Regions from separate parts of the Homo sapiens genome. Here region 1 is linked to region 2. The links are chromatin loops, found by intact Hi-C in ENCODE. Cell type or tissue: heart left ventricle. All regions are shown on one strand.

Region 1 (4,000 bases), 380 kb after region 2:
TTTATATCATCTGTAAAGTGTAGTATTTTTAATATGTCTTACTTTTTTTCACAGATTTTAATTTTTTATCTACTAGCTATTGCCATCTTTTTAAAGATTACATTAAATGAGAAGGGCATTGTGACATTTCTGTTCTCATAATTCTTATGATTCTGTTCTTATAATTTTAATGAATGTCTTGTACATAGATTCTCAATGAAAACAATTTTACAGTCATAAAAATCCTATAATGTGGAAAGATCCTTGGGAATCCTATATTTAAATTTCCTCAGATCATTCCTCAGAAGAAGGAAGAAAAGCAAAAGTACTATAGTATTTTTATGAGTGCATTGCTATTATCTTTTTACTCAGATGAGGGTATATTATGGCTATAGACCACCAGTAGGAAGACAATCTGAAAATTCAGTTATTTTGTCTTTCAATTGTGAAGGAGGACGGTCATCTGTTAGTTTACATAACTACTCCTTATAAATAACTTAGTTTTTCTGAGCAACCAACCCTAAATTCATTCAGCATTCACTGAATCCCAGCTAGGTGTGTGATAGGCACCAGGGACCTAACATTACGTTAATTGCACATATATTTACAAATGTTACATAAATTTGCAGTTCAAATACACATGCATTGATATTAAATTTGAGGTGGCAGAAAATTTACTAAAATTAAATAAATATATTTAAATGTAAATATAAATGTGTAAATATAAATGTTTCTCCTTTCAAGATGTTTCTATTGCCAGCCTTGATATAAGTCTTGCTGACACAATATAGCTCCTTTCAGCAGGCCAATATATAATACAGGTTGAATGTCCCTTATTTTGACATACTTGAAACCATAAGTGTTTCAGATTTTGGATTTTGGAAGATTTGCATTATACTTACTGGTTGAGCATCTCTAAACTGGAAGTCCAAAATCTGAAATGTTCCAGCGAACATTATCCTTAAATGTCATGTCTGTGCTCAGAAAGTTTCTAATTTTGGAACATTTGGGATTCAAGAGGGTTTGGAATTTCATAGTTTCCATTAGAGATACCCAACCTGTATCAACATAAGTACAGCAAGGGGCCTTCACATAACAAGCCTCATATTGGAGTCTAATAACCAGACTAATAACCTAGACTAACTGAAAAGGCAATTAGTCTTTACTGATATCTCCTGAAGCATGACAAAGCAAATTTCTTAAAATCTCTTTCCCATTCCTAGCTGTGGATCTCCACACCAGTGCCCCAAACAGCAGCCACCTCAACTCTACCTTCACTTAAGTGTAATTTAGCTTATACAGTTGTCCCTAAGTATCCCAGGGGGGATATTGGCTCCAGGATCCCTGCTGATACCAAAATCCATGAGTGCTAAAGATCCTTATATAAAATGGTGTAGTATTTGCATACAATCCATGCATATCCTCCGATATACTTTAAATCATCTCTAGATTACTTATAATACCTAATACAATGTAAATGCTGTATAAGCAGTTGTTAAACTGTATTACTTGTATTTTATTGTTGTACTTGATATTTCTTTTTTCCTCAAAATATTTCTATCCGCAGTTGGTTGAATCTTCACAGAGGGTGTGGGTGTTGGAGGGTGTGTCTGAGGAGATGCCCAGAAGAAATTTGCCATGCTAACGGTAGTGCCCAGTTTCAAGACAGTCTCTGCCCTTAAGGAGCTAAGGATCTGAAGATAAAATAATTACCCGTTGGGTGGTGTTATACAGATCCTGCATAAAATTAGGATTTCTGAGATGGGCGAGGTCAGCCTGGATGTGAGCCTAGAAGTGGGCATGAACCTGGATAATGAATTAACTCTCAATAAATATTTGTGGGGAGCTTCCTAGCGGGCCTCTTCCAGTCATTCTGTGTATGCGTTTTACATATGCATTTTTCTAGGGCAAGACTCCATTATTTTCAGAATATTCTCATTCCTTTATAGTCATGACTCCCTTTATTTGCGTAACATAAGGAAGGAGCAGATGTACGGTGGGCAGATGAAAGCTTTTCCAACATCACTAAGAGGTGGTTTCAGATCCTGAAGAGGTCTTTGAAGTCCCGGGAGACCTGGGTCCCAAGTGGTCTGACACTTCTCGTTTAACAGTCGCAGGGGTGGCGTGTGGTTCGGGGCACCTGCTCCTGGGCGCCTCCACCTGGCCTTAGCCTCCAGGCCAGGCCGGGTTCCTCCTACCCTTGCTGAGGCCATTTGCTGTCACTCCGCCCACTGCCCCTCTCTGCCTCCTCCCCACTCCTTTTCCTTCCGTGCGCCTCCATTTCTAACTACGCCTCCAGCCCATTCGGGCCCTCCTCGGCTTCCGTCCCAGATGATCCCTCCCCGAAGCTGCCACCGCCTCCTCCATCTCCCGGAGCTGGAGCCGCCTCCTCGGCCAGTGGCGTAGCCGAATCGGTGTCGCGGCCAGCCAGATAGGGGCGGAGGTCCGGAACCCAGTCTGGACCCGAGCGGGGGGCCATGGAGAAAGCGGCCCGAGGCGCTGTTTACACCGACTAGCGCGGGCCCGTTGCGGCTGCAGGCACCATGGACCGAGCCCCCACGGAGCAGGTACGCGGGTTTGGGCTGGGCCCGCCGAGCCGGGGGTTGGGGTCGCCGCTTCCTCACAGGCCAGGCCCAGTTCTCCGAACGTGGGGACCGGGGGCCGGTCCTGCGGCCGCAGACCCCCTCACCTGGGAGCCTGGCAGCTCCCAGCTCTCCTTCATTGTTCCAGCTGCTGCCTGGGACTTGGGGGCTTTTCCAACCCTGATTACTTCCCAGGCGGAGGGCTCGCCGTTGCCGCTTCTCCCCTGCTTGGTGAAGGGGTCAGAAGGCTCCAAGTTGTCCCTGCTCTCCTGGGAGGAGGGCTTATAACTTCTAGTAGTCTCCCCGCTTCCCCCATTCCCTTCAGCTCTGGAATGTGTTTTCAAGGTGGAAAGGCGTTTGAAGGCTTCTCACCCAGAAAGACTGTAAGAGAATGTGTGGTAACTACAGATGAAGGGAAGTCACGGGCCTTTTAGGTCTGTGTTCAATGGAGCGAAGCATTGTTTTTGCAGTGGTTTTACGGAGGTGTTTCTTTTAAGAAACGATACTACGATTTCCCCTTGTCCTTTTATCCAGTTATTTTGCAAAGAATTGTAATTAGTGGGTTTTTTTTTAAAGCTAGCTCTATTTTAAGGGTGTAAAGCATAAGCTTATTTTCGAACCCGTTTTCATATTCGCAAAGTAGTCCTATTAGTGTTCTGTTTTATTTTTATTTGCATCAAATTCCTGATTATGCATGCTAGTAGGTGGTAGCAGGCAGGGATGATAACAGTGTTAAAAGTAATCGAAAACAATAGTTTCCCCCCCAGTATTTTCCACTCTTAAGATCTCTGCGAAACGACTTAATTTGAAGTCCAAGTTTATTCACTCTCTATTCCCTTCTTCGAAGGCCTTGCCCATTGATGACTAGATGACGGAAGAAGAGAGGCTAGTAATTTCTGCCTATTAATTTTACAGTTGGATAATTAGCACCTGAATTAATGAGATAAGATTTCCCAAATTCCTGTATGTGTCTATATGTAGTTGAAGCCGGTTTGTATTTTGAAATCGGACTCTTAGCAGGCAAAGCACAGCTTCCTAGTTGTGTATACTTGTTTTTACAGAAGACTTTTTTTTTTAAAAAAAAGCTTTATGTGAATGTAACTCTGAAGACACAAATGAGTTTTATAAAACAATACATGGAATTACCAAAGAGAAATTGATACAGAGTCTCTTGGCAAATACACTTAGGCATTTATGTGACCCAGAAGTATTCTGTATACAGCCTGTATCTAGTTTAATTTAAAAACATTTTTGAAGGTATCTATCATAAATACCTGAGATTTCAAAGCCTGACAAATGAATACGAATTTTCCTTGAATCATTTCCTTGTATGTGTGTTACTAATGAAAGGGTTCAACATTTTGTTCCTTCACTAGGATGCCAGGACTAAAACCAGTAATGCTACCTTATGTATACTTAGAGTTCCTTTCATCCTAGAG
Region 2 (4,000 bases):
CCTTTTACTTTGCCTCTTTTATCGATCCTCAGGTACCACTGTGTTCGACAGAAGAGTCTTCTCACTCTTATATCCCCTCCTTCCATGTAATCATAACTTCTTGTGTGTCGCTCAGGGCTGGAACAGTTCACATTTGTAGCCATTTGCTCTGGAGTCATGTCATTGCAAGCTAAAGATATAGTACCCACTAGACAGATAATGTGAAAGCATGATCTGTAGAGCAAAGTTGGCAGGATCCATGTCAGTATCCATTTGTGCATTATAGTGTAGTGCTCCGGGTGTTCATGAATAACATAATGAAAATGAATCTTGAGTTGATTGTTACTCCTAGGTCATTGACCTCTTCCTATCTGTGAATTGTAGATTGATTTAAGAAAGAGTAGTTGCTCTTTCCAAATTGTTAGCCTTATCCTTTTAGTTCCTGATAACAACACAGGATTCCTCCTTAAATAACTCTGTTGATAAATCCTCATAAAAACAGTTCGTAGTAAGTTCAGTTGCTGTGACGCTGTTTGCTATTTGACTTCTGTTTGCAATGAGAGATTAAGAATAGGGAGGGGAGGAGAGAGGAAGATAAAAAATTGTATGTGTAAATTTTAGTGGGTAAGTAGTAGCATTAGAATACAGTATAGGTTATTCTTTGAAGATACATTTAAAACAGCCTTCACAGAGGATGTCAAAATCTTTACCACTTTATGTGTAGATTTATAAAATTTATGCATGAGTAGAGACAAAACAGAATATGACTGTACCATTCATTCCAATTGCTATTTTGTGAGAACCATACTGCACTCAGAACTATTGATTTAAATTAAGTTTTTACAATTACTGCTAACAAAGTGTAACTGCTTTCTCCCTAGACTTCTTTATTATATGCTTTTACATTTGTGGTTAATCAATTATTTTCTCCTGAACTGCCCAGGTTTTTTAAGTTAAATGTCAGGATTGCTCTGGAGAACTTCAACCTTATCTTTATGTTCTACAGCATAATTACTATAGTTACATGGCTCAAAAATCTTGTAACTTTACTTTCCTGCTCAGTACTAAAATCAGAAAAAGAGATAAACTTTTAGAAAACATTCAGCATTGTTTTAAAAGACAAATAACAGTAACTTACTTGTTTTGTTGCTAACAGCTGGATATATAAGAATTCCATGTCTGTTGTCTGCCTGGTGCAACTTGAGCCTTTCTACTGTAGCTACAAACTATTTCTCAGCTGAAAAGTTCTCCAGCAGAATCATAATTGTTTCCATAAATCAACAGGCAGAAGGATTTTCTCTCTGTGTGTGAGCGCGTGTGTGCTTGTGTGTGTGTGTGAGCCTTTTATTCAGGGCTTTTCGATAAATACCTTTGCTGACCTCATTGGAAGCAATTAAAACTTAGCCAGTGAGCTGTTAGTTGAATACAACAGCGAGAATAAAAGGAGGCTTGTATAGTATTCAATGGTCATGAGAGGGAGCTATGAACATGTTTTATGCTTAAATCTACAAGTGGGTACCTACTTTGTAGAAACAGATCTCTGGTTCTGAAGCAGTTAGAAGGGGAAAGGGAATTTTTTAAACCTTCTTTGCAATATAGCAGTTGTATTATACTTGGAAAATTATTCATTTGAACATATATATAGGGTTTTTTAATACTTAGAAAATCTTTTCCATAGCTTTATGATACATGCATTTCTTCAATTACTTCTTTGTGCTCAGAATGTTAGAACAAAACTGGTATGTGTTAACTAACATATGAGTGCCTTAAAGCACTGTGTAGATAAGTTGAATATTATCACATCATACAGAGACAATTCATTGAATATGAATATAAGTACAATTTTTATGTATTATATTCCTAGGCTGAAAGTGAGAAGATCTAGATTCTTATTTGTGTTGGACCACTAATGACCAGTATGACTTCGGGCAAGTTACCTGCTGTTCCAGAGTCTCAGCTGCTACATTTGTAAAATTGGTGTATTGGTCTAATGCCTCTATGGTGCTTTACAATTCTGTGATCTGTGACTTATACTCACTACTAATATAAGGAACAGGGCACCTACTTTTAAAAGCTGTTATTCTTTAAAAAGGAGGAAATGGTTTCACATTGATTATCAGTGTTTGATTTTTGCCTCAATAAGAATATTGGAACAATAAATGTTAATTTAGAGATGGAATTATAATATGTATTGCTAAGGTAAATAAGTGAAAGCTATTTTACTTTCCAGCATGAGTTCTCTCCTTTACTTCCTGTTCTGTTATACATGAAGTAGTGCTCAAGTGTTGTATTAGATTCTTGGTGTAGAATAATTGTGTTGTCTATCTAAATCAGTATTAAGAAAGTATATTAAAATTATCTTTTTCATGTTATATACTCCTCAAAACACACACGCGTGCACGCGCGCGCGCGCGCACACACACACACACACACTCTCTCTCTCTCTCTCTCTCTCTCTATGTGAAATGCACTACTTTACCACCAGGTGGTGCATGTAGACCAAATAGGAAAAGGAAATTAAATCTACTCAACTGGATTATAGTTTATGTGATTTCTCTTTGTATCTGTCCCTTTAGGGAACAGAATGAAGAGCACAGAATAGTTCAGATGTACCCAGTTACTCTTCATATGCCAAATGTTGAATGTTCCACATTTATTAAAGCAGAGGGGGACAGACTCTTTGATCATTGCATCTGTTGAAAGCTAGAAAGCTGAAAACATCCTATCATGTATTCTCTAAAAGGAGGAAGAGAAGGAGGAAAGAAAATATAATGTTATTGTGTTCTGAATCACACTCCGCTAGTTTGGGAGGTAACAATAATGAGCAGGCTCAGAATTCCTAGGACTTAGATATTGCTTCTAAAGAAATAAAAGTTATCAATAGTAAGTTTACAGTGTAAAGATATTCAAGAGCTACTAAATCCATTTGTTCCATACTGAACCTACAGTTTTTAAACCAAGAAATCAGTAAGTGAGAAGTCCACATTTGCTAACTAAGTGCTAAATACTTAAATGAAAGAAATGGATAGTTTGTTAGCAAAGAGTGCTTAGTGCCTCCTTAATATCTGCTACATAGGATTAACTGTAAAATGGGAAACAAAAGAATAAAATTGTGATCTATGAAAGTGCATTAGATGCTATTACACTCTGTAATTTGGAAATATGATCCAAGTAATATTAATGAACAGATTAATATCAACAAGGGAACTGTATCAATGGTTTAAATTCTTTGATTATCATTTTTATTGGAGAATTATTAATTCAGGATGGGCCCACAATTCATTAGGACCACAGCTATAATGGAGAACCAAACTTAGATTTCACTGTGCCCTTATTATGCTTATGCTTCTAAATGAATTCTCCAGGAACTAAGAATAACTTTAGGCAACTGTAGATGGGGTAACCCTCTGGATGTTTTAAGTTATACATTGGCAACCGTTTGTTGCTCTTGTTTTAATAGACCTATAGTGATAGATTAAGCACAGGAATACTTTGAACTATTGTCTTTTTTTTGTTATTTGTAGATTGAATTTTCTTTTTTAACACACCATTGCTGGCTTCAAAGAATTAACTGGCCCAGCATGGTGGCTCACGCCTGTAATCCCAGCACTTTGGGAGGCCGAGGCGGATGGATCACAAAGTCAGGAGATCGAGACCATCCTGGCTAACACAGTGAAACCCCGTCTCTACTAAAAATACAAAAAAATTAGCCGGGCATGGTAGCGGGCGCCTGTAGTCCCAGCTACTCGGGAGGCTGAGGCAGGAAAATGGTGTGAACCTGGGAAGCAGAGCTTGCAGTGAGCAGAGATCGCACAACTGCACTCCAGCCTAGGTGACAAAGCGAGACTCCATCTGAAAAAGAAAAACAAAACTTTGCCTCGTTCATAATCATGTATAATATAATCAGTAGAAGGGAACATAATTAAATATTTTCATTACTTTTCATTCTTACATCTTATTCTGTTCCATATCCTGTCAGTTTTCATTCTTCCCCAAAACATAGATAATTCTTTTTATTAGT

Evidence for each region. Hi-C counts contacts between places; a loop is a spot of excess contacts. Peaks named below come from ENCODE experiments on the same cell type or tissue, not always from the same donor. Only the 100,000 strongest peaks of a DNase experiment are listed, where the experiment ranks them.
Region 1: it touches region 2 in a loop (3-fold over the local background); 5 of 110 quality-filtered maps call a loop at or near these places.

Annotation. Positions count from the first base shown.
Region 1 is chr15:49,044,822-49,048,821 of GRCh38, reverse strand. It overlaps SECISBP2L (SECIS binding protein 2 like), which reads left to right and starts at 2,376. Exons shown (of 18, transcript NM_001193489.2): 1 at 2,376-2,546. The coding sequence starts at 2,523. RefSeq lists enhancers at 1,910-2,039, 2,140-2,489, 2,780-2,919. In heart left ventricle, a CTCF peak has its summit at 2,144; a DNase peak (open chromatin) is centred at 2,311; H3K4me3 peaks cover 2,265 bases; H3K27ac peaks cover 1,193 bases.
Region 2 is chr15:49,420,558-49,424,557 of GRCh38, reverse strand. All of the region lies in intron 11 of FAM227B (family with sequence similarity 227 member B), which reads left to right. It overlaps FGF7 (fibroblast growth factor 7), which reads right to left and starts at 1,316. Exons shown (of 4, transcript NM_002009.4): 1 at 1,118-1,316; 2 at 1-526. The coding sequence starts at 260. In heart left ventricle, CTCF peaks have their summits at 1,450, 2,267 and 2,466 (motif pointing right); no DNase peak of the experiment used is centred here; H3K4me3 peaks cover 2,452 bases; H3K27ac peaks cover 1,545 bases.